Linked DNA regions of Homo sapiens: region 1 is linked to region 2. A link is an interaction called in ENCODE POLR2A ChIA-PET data of the cell type or tissue named here. Cell type or tissue: Panc1. All regions are shown on one strand.

The links. Peaks named below come from ENCODE experiments on the same cell type or tissue, not always from the same donor. Only the 100,000 strongest peaks of a DNase experiment are listed, where the experiment ranks them.
Region 1: POLR2A ChIA-PET joins it to region 2 with 5 read pairs; 2 of 35 experiments call an interaction of 5 or more read pairs at or near these places.

The regions. Positions count from the first base shown.
Region 1 is chr18:23,989,663-23,997,662 of GRCh38, reverse strand. It overlaps TTC39C-AS1 (TTC39C antisense RNA 1), which reads left to right. Exons shown (of 6, transcript NR_110796.1): 6 at 3,184-3,450. It also overlaps a transcript of TTC39C not described here. Among named protein-coding and RNA genes, the nearest start is that of LINC02958, 11 kb to the right of the region's middle. RefSeq lists a silencer at 3,099-3,158. In Panc1, no CTCF peak of the experiment used is centred here; a DNase peak (open chromatin) is centred at 3,002; H3K4me3 peaks cover 300 bases; H3K27me3 peaks cover 464 bases.
Region 2 is chr18:23,707,002-23,715,001 of GRCh38, reverse strand. LAMA3 (laminin subunit alpha 3) reads right to left here. Exons shown (of 75, transcript NM_198129.4): 2 at 930-1,082. It also overlaps the pseudogene RPL23AP77. Among named protein-coding and RNA genes, the nearest start is that of LAMA3, 22 kb to the right of the region's middle. In Panc1, no CTCF peak of the experiment used is centred here; no DNase peak of the experiment used is centred here.

The sequences.
Region 1 (8,000 bases), 280 kb before region 2:
CTTTCTTTCTCCTTCCTTCCTCCCTCCCTCTCTTTCTTTTCTTTTCTTTCCTCCCTCCCTCCTTCCCTCTTTCTTTCTTTCTTTCTCTTTTTTTTTTTTTTTTTTTTTTTTGAGACAGAGACTTGCTCTATTGCCCAGGCTGGAGTACAGTTGGGCAATCTCAGCTCACTGCAATCTCCGCCTCCTGGCTTCAAGCAGTTCTCCCTGTCTCAGCCTCCTGAGTAGCTGGGATTACAGGCGCCCACGACCACGCCCGGCTAATTTTCGTATTTTTAGTAGGGACAGGATTTTGCCATGTTGGCCAGGCTGGTCTCGAACTCCTGACCTCAGGTGACCCACCTGCCTTGGCCTCCCAAAGTGCTGGGATTACGGGCATGAGCCACTGCACCTGGCCTTTTTATTTTTCTTTTTAGAGACAGGGTCTTGCTGTGTTGCCTGGGCTGGTCTCAAACTCCTGGCCTCAGGCAATCTTCCTGCCTTGACCTCCCAAAGCACTGAGATTACAGATAGGAGCCACTGTGCCCTGCCTAAACCAATTTCTTTTTTTTCTTTTTGAGATGGAGTCTCACTCTGTCATCCAGGCTGGAGTGCAGTGGTGCGATCTCGGCTCACTGTAACCTCTGCCTCCTGGATTCAAGTGATTCTCCTGTGTCAGCCTCCCAAGTAGCTGGGACTACAGGTGTGTGCCACCATATCCAGCTAGTTTTTTGTATTTTTAGTAGAGACGGGGTTTCACTATGTTAGCCAGGATAGTTTCGATCTTCTGACCTTGTGATCCACCCACCTTGGCCTCCCAAAGTGCTGGGATTACAGGCGTGAGCCACTGTGCCCGGCCAACTGATTTCTTAATAGGAAGGCATCCACCTATGCCCTGAAGTGGAGATTGGGTCCCCAGTCTTCCTTGAGCAAGATAGGTCTCAAATTTTTGAGTGTGTGGAAATCTGCTGGGCTATGTATATAGATTTCTAGGCCTCATCCTCAAAAGTCCTGATTTAGTAGGTATGGGGCTTGGGACTGGGGAATCACCATTTTTCACACATGTGCACAGGTGCACACATGCACATACACATGCCATGATTTTAAAGCAGAAGATATTTGGGCCACATTTCCAGAAATATTCCCTGCAGGGCTCATTCCTCCAGCCTTATGATGAGTATATGCAAACAACCTGAGGTCATGGAAAGCATCTCCAGTGTTTTTCCCTTGGACTGCAGGCATGTTTAATTAGCCAGTGCCCACACTGACCTTATTTTAATATTAGCACAAGTGCAATGGCTTACATTTAGAGTGTACCTATATAAAGAAGTTATAATGACGCAGTGCTTCCCAAACTTGGCTGCATAGTAGATACACTTAGGGAAGTTTTCGATGCACTGCCCCTCTTCCATCTCTCTGGCCCATGCCCAAATCCAATTAGAAAATGGGCAAAAGATATAAAGAGACATTTTACTGAAGAGGATATACAGATGGCAAATAAACACATGAAAAGATGTTCAACATCACTCATTTTGATGGAAATGTAAACTAAACCCCAATGAAGTTCCACTACACACCTACAGAATGGCTAAAATAAAACATAGTGACAATATCAAATGTTGGCAAGAATGTGGAGAAATTGGATCTCTCCTTGCTGGTGGAGATGTAAAATGGTACAGCCACTCTGGAAAAACGTTTGGCAGTTTCTTTGAAAACTAAGCATATACTTAACATACGATCCAACAACGGCACTTCTGGCATTCATGCCAGAGAAATAAAAACTTATGTTCCCACACAAAAACTTTTCATAAATTTTTGAGACAGAGTCTTGCTCTGTCACCCAGACTTGAGTGCAGTGGTGTGACTGTGGCTCACTGCAGCCTTGACCTCCTGGGCTCAAGCGATCCTCCCACCTCAGCCTCCTGAGTAGCTGGGACTACAGGTGTATCCCACCATGCCCGGCTAACTTTTTTTTTTTTCCGGCAGAGATGGGGTTTTGCTATGGTTGCCCAGGCAGGTCACACAAAAACTTTTATACAAATGTTCATGGCAGCTTTATTTGTAATAGCCCCAAGGTGTAGTACATCTATACCAGCAATAAAAAGGAATGAACTATTGACTCATACGACCTAGATGGATCTCAGGTGCATTATGCTGAGTGAAAAAGCCAATCTCAAAAGGGTACACACTGTATGATTCCATTTATTTATTCATTTAGAGACAGAGTCTCACTCTGTCGCCCAAGCTGAAGTGCAGTGGTGCAGTCTTGGCTCACTGCAACCTCCACCTCCTGGATTCGCGTGATTTTCGTGCCTCAGCCCCCTGAGTAGCTGGGACTACAGACGCGCGCCACCACACCTGGCTAATTTTGGGGTATTTTTAGTGGAGATGGGGTTTCGACATGCTAGCCAGGCTGGTCTCAAACTCCTGACCTCAAGTGATCCACCCGTCTCGGCCTCCCAAAGTGCTAGAATTACATACATGAGCTACCACGCCTGGCCGATTCCATTTATTTAACAGTCTTGAAATGACAAAATTATCGGGATTAGTGTTTGTCAGGAGTTAGGGATAGTAGAGAGAAGGCAGGTAAGTGATACCATAAAGGCATATCTTTGTGATGAAGGAATAGTTCTGTATCATAATTGCAATGCTGATTAGACAAACCTACACACGTGATAAAGTGACAGAGAACTATACACACATTTTACCAAAGTCAATTTCATGGTGTGAGATGTAACCATTAGGAAAATCTTGTGGATTATAATTATTATTATTTTTTTTTAAAAAAAAGGAAAAGATCCTGATGTCCAGGCCACTCCCAGACCAATGAAATCAGAGTCTCTGAGGGTGGAGTTCACGCATCAGCGCGTGGCCCTGGTGATGACTAAGTGCAGCCAAGTTGCAGTTTATTATAAGGCAGTTCATAGATGCTGCTGCTGCTGCTGCTAGCATTTCATCTGCTGAGAATCACACTCAGTAGCAACAGCCGTCCAAGATACAGCCCTGCGGGGCTTTGAGTGTTAACGTTGGGTGCATAGTGATGAGGCTTTTTTAAAGCCTTGAAACGGGGCCAACTGGTAATACCTAAGGAACGTAAGTACCATTCAGTGTGTTTGTGTAAGCCCTGGCTATGAGGGGAGGGGCGAGTGGGGGAAGCACATGATGTTAAACTAGGCTAATGGGTTTAATTTTCCTTTGTTTTCCTAGATTTCCTGGCAAACAGAAAAAGCTCTCTTGGTCTTTAAAGTTCATGACAGATTCCCTAAGTGTTTGTAAAACATCTGCCAACCACACTGATGGGCTCTCACACAAAGGTTTTGGAAATACAGACTGATTTCCTTTGGTTACTAAAACTGATTTTTTTTTTTTTTTTTGGTTACTACAATTGATTTTATCTCTATAATTTTCTTCTCTGTCATCTTATTTTAAACAAAAACCGTGGCACAAAAATAAAGTGATGGTTTTTGAGGAAAACATATCTATTTGTTTTTCTTTTTGTATCTTCAGCCAAAACATCTAAGGAATAATAATGAAAATAATAGAAAATCTTTTGCACTGGGAAATTGTTTCCCTCTGTTTTTAGCCTTCATTTATTTTTTTGCCAGAGCTTCATATCTTTTCAGAGATTCATGTGCATAACAGTTTTAAATGTTTTCCAAAATGAACTTCTCCAGCTGAATCTCAGAGAAGAAAGCTTTGTTAATGGCAACAATTCATTTAAGATTAATATGAAGCTTTCTGGATGATTGTTGGTGATGTCATATGAACCATTAGGGTGGTGCAAAAGTAATTGCAGTTTTGCCATTAAAAGCAATTATTTTTGCACAAACCTAATACCAAAACATCTAATGTCAAACTATGGTCCATTTCTATTATATTTCCCAAGACAATTAAATTAGTATATAATTTTTTTCATAGATTTTCAGTTTATAATATGTAGTGAAATTAAATAATTATCTAGAATAGCATTGCTAATTGTGACATTACTTAAATATTTATGAAAAATAAACTTTGATCTGGCATTTCACTCACAGCTGGTCAAGGCTAGTAAAAGATGAGATTCTAAATTTCACAGCTGGAGGCCTACATTTCGATCTTTATACAAGATTTAATGAAATTCACAGTGACATTTTTAGTTATTTTGATACATTCTCAACCAAGTAGGAGTACAAGATCTATAAGTGAGGGTCTAGTAAATTATTTGATATGAAAAGGGGTCCGTGTACTTCATAATAATTAGTCATAACAAGTGCTATGGCATTTATTGAGCATCTGTGTGTGGACATTTTGTTATTGTAGATATTTTCTATTAACCTGATATTAATGCATGTCTTTACACCCAACCCTCCAAGGGATACTATGCAAATGCTTTAACATCTGGCATTTGTTGAAAAATAGCAGAGATTTTAAAGAATGGCACTGAGAAAGTCTTGCCACGTTTTTATGGAAATCCATTCTGGAAGCATTTCTTTCCATTATATGTCTTGTCTATTTCATATTGAAAGCCCTTTTATCACAGCTTCAATTTGCGTTAGTATTTTACCATCAAAGATGAACTTAGCCAGTGCAATGACAACATGATAAAAACATAAAATGATACAATGATTCTTCTTGTTTATCACTTACCCTGTCTCATTAAGCCACTTACCACAAAAGAAGCTTGAGATTTCTTAGGAGCAAGATTTTAGAATTCTTAGGACTCAGCCTTTCTGAGCCAGTGGCAGGATAGTTGCTTCTAAAGAGGCTGTGTGTGTAGGTGCTGGAGGGGTTAGGTCTCCAGGAGGGACAAGATGGGCAGCTGGAAATAAATTCAGAATCCTGCCTCTGTTGTAGCAAAACTCTCCATTCTCTTTCTCACCTTTTCTCAGAACCTGCTTACATAACTGTGGTTAACCTATATGCGTAAGCATGATTAAAAAGATTGACACAGCCTGGCAGTCTTTTCTGTGCTATGCACCCAGGAGCACAGCCCTTGGGCCTGAAGCATTGGCAGCGGGCTCTGGCTCTGTGTGTGGCGCAGGTCAGTCCGGCCTGCCTGCCAATTACTCAGTAGTTATGTCCAGGGAGAAGCAAGCCATGCTTGTTAGGCAGATTGCTGCACTCTGAGCACAAAAATGTCAAGGGCACATAATTACTCCTAATGCAAAAACATAGAAAAGCTGCAATTAAAAGGCAGTGGAGCAGTGCCTTTCTTATTTCTGGAGAGACTGGAAATTACAGTAAGGCAGCACACTGGGCTTTCTCTGCCTCCTAGTATACACAAATATTTTCAATTAATTACAACGTGTAATGGTATATTTATTTTTGGATCTCCTGTCTCCCCATAGGCTTCATGTGAGCAAAGACCACATGTCTGGCTTGTTCACCACTGCACACTCCCAGGACATGGTAGGAATTCAGTGACTATTTAATGAATGGATGACCACGGTATTTCAGTTTTAGGAAAGAATTTCCAAATACATTTTTCCCCATTCATTGAGTCCTTATTTAACCAAGTTAACTAGACAATACGTCCTCTACATTGTTCATGGGGAATTACTGAGCCAGACCTGGGGGAAATGACATAATATCCTATTAATTTTTTTTAAAAAATTATTTTTAATGTTCGTGGGTATATAATAGGTATACATATTTATGGGTTACATGACATATTTTGATATAGGCATGCAATGCCTAATAATCACATCAGGGTAAATGGGGTATCCATCCCCTCAAGCATTTATCCTTTGTGTTACAAACAATCCATTTATATTATTTTAGTTACTTTAAAATGTACAATTACATTATTTTTTGCTATAGTCACCCTGTTGCGCTAGCCAATACTAAGTCTTATTCATCCTATTTTTTTGAACCGATTAACCATCCCCATTTCCACCTACTCCACCACTACCCTTTCCAGCCTCTGGTAACCATCCTTTTACTATCTCAATGAGTTCAATTATTTTAATTTTTAGCTCCCACAAATAAGTGAGAACATATGAAGTTTGTGTTTCTGTGCCTGGCTCATTTCACTTAACACAATGATCTCCAGTTCCATCCATGTTGCTGCAAATGACAGGATCTTATTCTTTCTTATGACTGAATAGTACTCCATTGTATATATGTACCACATTTTCTTTGTCCAGTCATCTATTGATGGACACTTAGGTTGCTTCCAAATCTTAGCTATTGTGAACTGTGCTGCAATTAGTTTTTTATGTAAGGTATCATGGCCATGAAAGCTTGAATATATAAAAAAAGTCATAGATAAGATCTTGTCTTGGAAGAGCTACACAAAGAAGATCTTGTTTTGGAAGATCTACGCATATTTCATTTTGTATAGACACATTCTGTATCCAAATGAGAAAGATTTCTTAGAAGGGAGATTCATTGCCTCCTATAATTTATTCAAATGCTTAACAGCCTTAAAGATGACTACCACACTGTTGCCACATAACAGATGTTAAATAAATATTGTTGTTGTTTTTGTGAATTGAACTTGGCAGTAAAAAATGAAAATTGCAGCTGCTAAATATTTGGTGTGAGTTACAGCAGCTCTCTTTAATCTCTGTTTTTAGTTGAGTTGTGTTTGCATGAGTTAAATTGTTTTCCTTCTGATGTCCAATTTACTTGCAGCTCTTCTACCAGAGGCAAGCATTTTCACCAGCCATTTTGAATTTGATGTGCTCAGCACTTTGAGGTAGCTGGCTCCTGGGCGTAAGTCAGATTCTGACTCACTGGCTGGATCACCATCCTCAGGACCCCTTGCAGGGTAGACCTTGCTCAGTTGTTCCTCGATTTTCTTCTGTGTATTTGAAAGAAATACATGCTCTTGTGATGTGCAATGCTTCATAGATGTCACCTTTTAAGTTTATTACAAATCACATTTGTATAGTTCGTTATTGAATTTTAGACCCATATAACTTCTAAGCATGAAGTATTATTACACACACACTAAGTACTTCTTATGAGTCAAGTGCTAGAACTATGGCTATCACAATGATTAAAGCATTTGTTTACCCCTTGGCTCACCACCATAAGTGAAGGAGATGTAGCTTTCTCTGCAAAGAATTATGCATGAGAAGGCATCTTGGCCAAAGCCAAGGGCTAAAGGTTAAGAGTATTATTCACAGATAATTTTAAACTTAAAATTGTAAAAGAACCCAACTCGATTGAGGTATAATCGACATGCAACATGTGGTACATACTAAAACTGTTCTATTTGATAAGTTTTGACATGTGTGTAATACTATAATCAAGATAGTGAACATATTCATCATCCCAAAAGGGTCCTGGTGCCCCTTTGTCATCTCTCCCTCCCATCCCTAATCTGCTTTCTGTCATTATAAGTTAGTTTGACTTTTCTAGAATTTCATCTAAATGAAAGTTTATAGTGTGTACTCTCTGAGTCCTTTATCTTGCTTCTATTACTCAGAATAATCATGTTGAGATTCATCCAAGTTGAAGTGTATGTATATTAATAGTTCGTTTCCTTTCATTGCTGAGTAGTCACTCTCCATTATACAGATACCCTATACAGTATATTCACTTATCTGTGGATGGAAATTTGGGTTCTTTCAGTTTTTCTTTTACAAATAAAGCTGCTATGAGCATTCATCCACATGTGTTTGAATGAATATATAGCTCCTTTCCTTTTGGCTAAACACCTAGAAGCAGGATGGCTGGATCATATGGTAGGTGTATGTTTAACTTTCAAAGACTCTGTCAATTGTCTTCCAAAATGTCTGTATCATTTTCCATTCCCTGCAGCAGTATATGAGACTTCCATTTCTTCCACATCCTCACCTACACTGACACGGTCAATCTTTTTCTTTTTGGTCACTCTAATAGGTATGTAGTGGTATCTCACTGTGGATTTAATTTGCATTTCCCTAATGGATAATGATGTCAAGCATATTTTCATGCACTTAATTTACTGTTAGTCTGTCTTCATTGATGATGTGTCTGTTCAAATCTTTTGCCCAGGTTTTTACTGAGTTGTTTTCTTATAATATAGTTTTGGAAGTTCTTTATATATTCTGAAT
Region 2 (8,000 bases):
GCTTCTTTCACTTTCCCTGATGTTTTCAAGACCTTAAAAAATCATGCCAAGTTAAAGAAGCCAGTCACAAAAAGACAAATACTATATGATTCCACTTATATGAGCTTCCTAGAGTTGTCAATTCACAGTAAGAGAAGTAGAATGTTGGCTGCGAGCGGCAGGAGAAAGGGGAATGGGGAGTTGCTGTTTAATGGGAACAGAGTTTCAGTTTTGCAAGATGAAAAGGGTTCTAGAGATGGATGACGGCGATGGTTGCACAATGATGCCAATGTACATAATGCCACTGAACCATATACTTAAAAATGGTTAGGATGACAAATTTTATGTTGTGTCTCTTTTACCACAATTAAAAATAATAATAAAAATATCTTTGCCAATGAAACTATTTACAATTATTTTTTAATCTCATTTAATAGACAGGGATGGGCATCTATCTGCATGCTGCCAGGCACTGTTCCGGGCTTTGTTTTTGTTTTCGTTTTGAGATGGAGTCTCTCTCTGTTGCCCAGGCTGGAGTGCAGTGGCGCGATCTTGGCTCACTGCAACCTCCACCTCCCAGGTTCAAGCAATTCTCCTGCCTCAGCCTCCCAAGTAGCTGGGATTACACGCATCCGCCACCACACCCGGCTAATTTTTGTATTTGTAGTAGAGATGGGGTTTCACCATGTTGATCAGGCTGGTCTCAAACTCCTGACTTCAAGTGATCCACCCACCTCGGCGTCCCAAAGTGCTGGGATTACAGGCATGAGCCACTGTGCCTGGCCTATTCTGGGTTTAAGGGAAGCAAATGTTAATGTAACAGGTTTAACAATGATGAGGGGATTAAAACTGAAGTTTGTTTTTTTTTTACAATAATTATTATATCAGAAATCCCCATAGAAACAGTGATCTAAGCTCATGTTCCCATTCCAGTTAAAAGTGTAGCTCACCTGCCCCAGATCCAAGGTGAGGTTGACTCTGTTGTACTGTGTGCCTGAGGACAGGGGAGGGCTTTGCCACCAACGTTCAGATCCATCGATGGCATTGGTGACAGGATGTGCTTTCCTGGGGTCTTCAGAATTGCAATAGTCACAGAACTGGCCCTGAAAAAAAAAAAGTGGGTTTTTTTTGTTTTTTGTTTTTTATTTTTTTACTTTCAAGTAATTTTTTCTTATCCATATAGCAAATACAGGGAACCAAACAAAGACTATCTTATACAGCTTAGAGAAGTCAGCTGTTAAAATTCACTGGAATGTATTCTGAAACAGTAGTAAGGCTTTCTCTTTTTCATTTATCTTAAACCTTATCACCGATTTATGCCTCTGATTATGGTGTTTTTAGGATATGGGGTCTATTTATCTTCCATCTTTACAGCTATGTTTTTGTTTCATACAACACTTCAAGAAGAGCCTGTTGTATTTGGGATGAAAAGAGGTTTTCACTTCAACAAATCCACTTCACTCATTAAGTCATCCTCTGTGCAATTCTGTGTGCGGCACTGGGGTACAAAAAAGATCCCTCCCCACAGTCCCAGTGGTGCATCAAGGATCCAAACAACCATCAGGGAAGGGGTGTACAGCAAGTGCCTCCATGGAGTAGATGGCTGTGGCCAATGGCGGTAGATATTCCATGGTGAAAGAGAAGGCATGTCCAGTGCCTGGGAGGACGGATAGGACTTTGGTAAGTGGCAGTGAGCACAAACAGGGAAAGCATTCCAGGTAGAGGAACCAGCACGAGCAAGGGCACAGGGGCCGGCTGGTCTTGTTTCACCTTTGAGGGCAAGCATTGAGAGACAAGGCTTGCCAGGTACATGGAGAGATGTGGCTGGCTGTGAATACCAGCACTGAGAAGTCAGTATTAATTCAGTAAGTAAATGGGGATCCATTTTTACCTGTGGTGATAATCTGTTTGGTATTATAATCTCTAACTTCTTATTGAATTACTCTTTCTTACTAGGCAGATTCTTTTGATTCTGGTTTTTGTTTTGGTTTGGTTTTTGCATAGTTTTGCAGCCATTTACTATCTAAAACCTGAACATAGGCCTTTCTTCTATGTCGAATGTATTTTAAGTGGGTCAGAGGATCATGCTTCCCAGGGATGGACTTCACATACTGAACTATCTGCTCCCAAACTAAATGCTCTTAGGGTATAACCATCACATAGGAGGGGGACAAAGAGGCAAACTTATACCCACAGCCTCCCAAGGAATGTGCTGTGACAAAGAGGTAGCTCTGCCCCTAGCCAGCATCTTAGAAGTTAATTCTTAAGTGTTCAGAGAGAAATTTGATCCTGGTATGTAACCAAAGGTGTGACCACATGTTTTCATCTAGTATGCAACTCATGGTTCTTTCATGCATGGTGAGGTATCTGTGTAGATCTTTATCTTTCGACATTATACAAAAATGGTTCTATAACTCAGAAGCAGTGCCTTGGGTGTATGTGGCCCCGCCACTTCCTGAGGTCGGAGGCCATATGTTTCCTGCTCTTCCCTCTATCACTTCAACCCAACACACTGCCTTGCACCCCCTAGAAACTCAACCAAGGAATAATTCCATCAGCCATTTCTCAAAAATGTTGATTCTTTCTATAAAATGCATTGTCATAATATGGTGCTTAATGAATAACTTTTTTTTTTTTTTTTTTGAGACGGAGTTTTACTCTTGTTGCCCAGGCTGGAGTGCAATGGCATGATCTCAGCTCACCGCAACCTCCGCCCCCAGGTTCAAGCGATTCTCCTGCCTCAGCCTCCCGAGTAGCTGGGATTACAGGCATGCACCACCACGCCCGGCTAATTTTGTACTTTTATTAGAGACGGGGTTTCTCCATGTTGGTCAGTCTGGTCTTGAACTCCTGACCTCAGGTGATCCGCCTGCCTCGGCCTCCCAAAGTGCTGGGATTACAGGCATTAGCCACCGCACCCAGCTATGAATAACTTTTAAGCTAGGACATCTAAACACTTACTATCAGTATTTTCCCTTCTATGATCTTTATTTCTCCCTAGAGAACATTTTACCAGAACATTTAGTTATTTGATGAGGGAATTTAATTATTATTCCTCAAAGTTTAGAAGATTTACATCTGGCTAGAAGCAAAATCTCTCCCCAAAATGGGAATGCTTATGATTTACATTTATCTCCATCTCCACATTATTGATGTGAGGAATGCAGAAGGTGCTTTCTAGGTTGTTAGAGTGATTCTCAATTTCAAAGTAATAATAATAATTAAGATGAAGATTTGTAGAGCACCTATTATGCACTGGGCACCACCCAGTTTATATTTTCATACTAAGATTATTATTATCACCTCTATTTTACAGATGAGGAAAGAGAGTGGAATGTTAAGTAATTTTCCCAAGAACCACACCACTGGTCAATGGTAGAATCAGGACCTAAGTCCAGAGTCCAGGGATAACAAGTTAACACTACCCTGTAACTCTCTAACAGCTACAACTCTGGTTTATTATACATCCATGCATAATCACTAACATACGTTATTTCCTGTAATTTGTTTTAAATGGTAGCCTTCACAGTAGCCTGAAGGTCTCTTTCATTTAGAATCATCTTAGCCTTTCTGCTGATATAGCAGTCCCTCTGCAGCTCCTGTCCATGTCATTCAGCAGACTAGGTAAGAACACAGGCTCAGGAGCTTTAGCACTCACGTTAGCCCTTGATCTCACAATTAGTAGGCACTAAAAACTATATATATCAAATATATATTTCAAGTCTGAGCAATAAATAATTTGAAAGCACATATTTAAAAAATAAGTGTATAGGCAAGACAGCATCACAGGTGTCAACACTGACATTTGGAAGTCTGACTGATATAATAGATACATAAGTTAAAGGTGAATTCCAAGGAGCGAGCTTTGCCCAGGTAATAAAAATGAGTCAAACTTTCTGTTTATTTCTAAGGACTATTGGAAAAAACCTTGACAGACAGCAAAGAATCTACAAAAACAACTTGTCAAACCAGTAATGCCCTAGATGATGGTTTTTCTGGATTAACTTTGTATTAGCCAAGTTTAGGTGATAAATTTTTTGCCATATAAAATAATTTCTAACAAAGAGTCCACAAGCTTAAGTTAAACATTAACAAGCAAAAGTGTAACATACACTTTCTGTTTGAAAAATAAAAAGATCAGTGTAAACATTGACTTTAAAAAGAAAGAAAAATTTATTCTAAAAATTTAATAATGTATTTAAAAATTAATAATTAGAAAGTTTGGCTTCTTTAAGTTACTCTTAAACGGTCAGGGTGAAAATTTTTTATTCAAATCGTTTTATTAAAGTATTCCTTGTCCTTTCTTTCATTTGTTTTACTCCTGAACTTTCAGTAATTTTTACCTTACATCTCAATGTCATATTTACTGCAAATCAACCTATATGAAGAATCAAAAAGAATTTAGTAGTGCCCTAAAGGAAATCAGACTGTGGATCTAGAAGTGAAAAAAAAAATCAGAAGAATGACTTTCTTAAGTGTTAAAACTCTTTGCAGCCTTCTTAATCATTTTTCTTGAGCTCTTCATGGAGAATTAAGTCGACGTGGACATGCTACCTAGATAAGTAGACTTGCGGTTGAAGAACTTTCTCAGGGAGGCCAAGGTTATGACTAATCCTGCAAGTAAAGCCTTGGCACCAAGCAACAAGGTTTTGAGAGAAGATAACCTCGTGGGGCTTTTTAAAAGGGCAATACCTGACAATACTTTTGAAAATCAAACTTGCGGTCTTTTCACAAGATGGCGCCGAAGGCGAAGAAGGAAGCTCCTGTCCCTCCTAAAGCTGAAGCCAAAACGAAGGTTTTGAAGGCCAAGAAGGCAGTGTTTAAAGGTGTCCACAGCCACACAAAAAAAGATCTGCACGTCACCCACCTTCCGGCGGCCCACGACACGGCGACTCCAGAGGCAGCCCAAATATCCTCGGCAGAGCGCCCCCAGGAGAACAAGCTTGACCACTATGCTATCATCAAGTTTCTGCTGACCACTGAGTCCGCCATGAAGAAGATAGAAGACAGCAACACACTTGTGTTCGTTGTGGATGTTAAAGCCAACAAACACCAAATCAAACAGGCTGTGAAGAAGCTCTATGACATTGATGTGGCCAAAGTCAACACCCTGATTAGGCCTGATGGAGAGAAGAAGGCATATGTTCAACTGGCTCCTGATTACAATGCTTTGGATGTTGCCAACAAAATTGGGATCATCTAAACTGAGTCTGGCTGGCTAATTCACCAGAAAAAAAGAAAGAAAGAAAGAAAAGACAATCAAACTTGTGGAGCAGAAGAGAAAAGAATCCATGGGACTTCTCAGATGGAAGATCATTGAGGAGGCTCTTTCCTTCCCATGAGTATCACTGGGACAGGCCACTTTATTTTTTCTGTAGCCATATCTTCCAACAGACGCTTATACCAACTTTACTGCTTCATGGTCATACACAAAATAAAAGGTCTTATATATTTATAAGTCTCTGCTATTTCTGACTCAACCTGGTGTTTTCCACAAGAATTGAAAGTAAAAAATGGGCAAGAGACAAGAACAAGAAGGATTTTTTTAAAGGCAGGAGAAAAAAACAGATGTATAACATTTGGAATAAACGAAATAAAACTGTTATTATTTATTTAAAGATAAAATTATTTACATTAAAACTCCACATGAGGCTGGGCACAGTGGCTCACGCCTGTAATCCCTACACTTTGGGAGGCCAAGATGGGCAGATTGCTTGAGCCCAGGAGTTCGAGAGCAGCCTCGGCAACATGGAGAAACCCCGTCTCTACTAAAAATACAAAAATAATAGCTGGGTGTGGTGGTGCCTGCCTGTAGTCCCAGCTACTTGGGAGGCTGAGTTGGGAGGATCGCTTGAGTCCAGGAGGCTGAGGTTGCAGTGAGCCAAGATCATACCACTGGACTCCAGTCTGGGCAACAGAGCAAGACCCTGTCTCAAAAAAAAAGAAAAAAGAAAAAACCTCCAAATGAAGCCAGGCACAGTGGCTTACACCTGTAATCCCAGCACTTTGGGAGGCTGAGGCAGGAGGATCACTTGAGGCCAGGAGTTTGAAACCAGCCTGGGCAACATAGCAAGAAAAACATTTTTTTTTTTTTTTAATTAGCCAGGTGTGGTGGTATGTGTTTGCAGTCCCAGCTACTTGGGAGACTGGGATGGATTGCTTGAGCCCAGGAGCTTGAGGCTGTAGTATAGTGAGCTATGATCACACAATTGCACTCCAGCCTGGGCAACAGGGTGAGAACTTGACTCTGAAAAAAATAAAAATAAAAAATAAAAAAAGAAAATAAAGACCCAAATGTATCTGCTAAAGAGAATTTTAGAAATACTGGGAGATTTTTAGCAAGGTAGCTGGATGTGACATTAAAATAAAAAAGTCATTGCATCTCTGTAGAGTAGCAGCAAACAACTAGAAAATTTAATTAAAGAGAAAATGCCATTTATAATAGTCTCAGAGAACATCAAGTATCTCAAAAGAAATTTGACAAATAAAAATTTTAAACAGTATTAACAGAATTTTGAAAATCTACATAAATGGAGAGTTAGCTAGAAGATAATATCAAAAACTTACCAATTCTCCCCAAATTAAGCTATAGAGACAATATTATGCCAGTGAAAACCTGAATAAGGACTTTCTTAAAGTACAGTAAGATAATTCTAAAATTTATATGAAACTTTAAAGGACCAAGATATTGCTGAAGAAGAAGACCGGGAGGAGGAAACTTGCCCTTCAAGGAATCGGGGCTTATTATGAAGCTATTGTAATTAAGGAAAGGCAAAATGAGACAAACAGACCTATCGGACAGAACAGGCAGCCCATGCATTTAAGAAGCTTTAGTATATAACATAGGTGGTATGTCAGACCGCTGGGAAAGGAAGGAATATTCTAGATCCAGGGGGAAATAATAAAATCAGAGTTCTACTCAAGTCGCAAATGCAATTCAACTTCAGATGAAGTAAGGACTTATATGTGAAAAATAAAACTTCAAACTCTCATAGTAGAAAAAAAGGTGTCTACCTTTTAGAACTGAGAGCAAGGAAAGGTTTCTTAACCAAAGATACAAAAAGCGTTGACTACAAAAGAAGAGATGGATAAATCTGACTATGTTAAAATTAAGAATTTTGCTTCCTTTAGCTGGGCATGGTGGCACATGCCTGTAACTGAGACACGGGAATTGCTTGAGCCTGGGAGGTGAAGGTTGCAGTGAGCTGAAATTGCACCACTGCGCTCCATCCTGGGCGACAGAGCAAGACTCTGTCTCAAAAAAAAAAAAAAAGAATTTTGTTTCCTTGAGCCCAGGGAGTTGGTGACAGCCTGAGCAACATAGTGAAACCTTGTCTCTACGAAAAATAAATAAATAAATAAATAAAATATGTATAAAGAAGTTTGCTTCATCAAAGACACCTTTAAAAAGTGAAAAGTTAAAACTAGAAGATATTTACAATGCAAAAGTGATAAATAGTCTCCAATGATGACTGCCATCAATTCCTTCTCTCTCTCTCTGTGCCTGCCATTTCACCCATCAAAAGGTGGATGCTGTTTGCCCTGGAGGCTAGTCTCTGCTCTTGAATCCAGACTGACTTGATTGTTTGCTTTGTTATAGCAGATGTGTCATTCTGGGACATTCAAGCTTAGGCCTTAAAAGGGCTAGAAGATTCTGCTTCCTTCCTCTTGGAAGCCAGCAGGCAAGAAGTCCAACCACCCAGAATCACCATTCTGTGAGAAAGTCCAAAATAGCCAACTGGAGAGGACAAATGGGAGAGCACCAAGCTACCTTGTATGTTAGCGAGGCCTTCTTAGGCCATCCAGTCCATCCTAGCCACCAGCTGAATGCAACTAAGTGAGTTACCCCAACTGACAACCCATGGAGCAGAAGAATCAACCAGCTGAACCCAGTCAACCCACAGAATTGTGAGAGAAAAAACTGTTTTTGTTTTTGTTTTTTTTGAGACGGAGTTTCACTCTTGTTGCCCAGGCTGGAGTGCAATGGTGCGATCTTGGCTCACTGCAACCTCTGCCTCCAG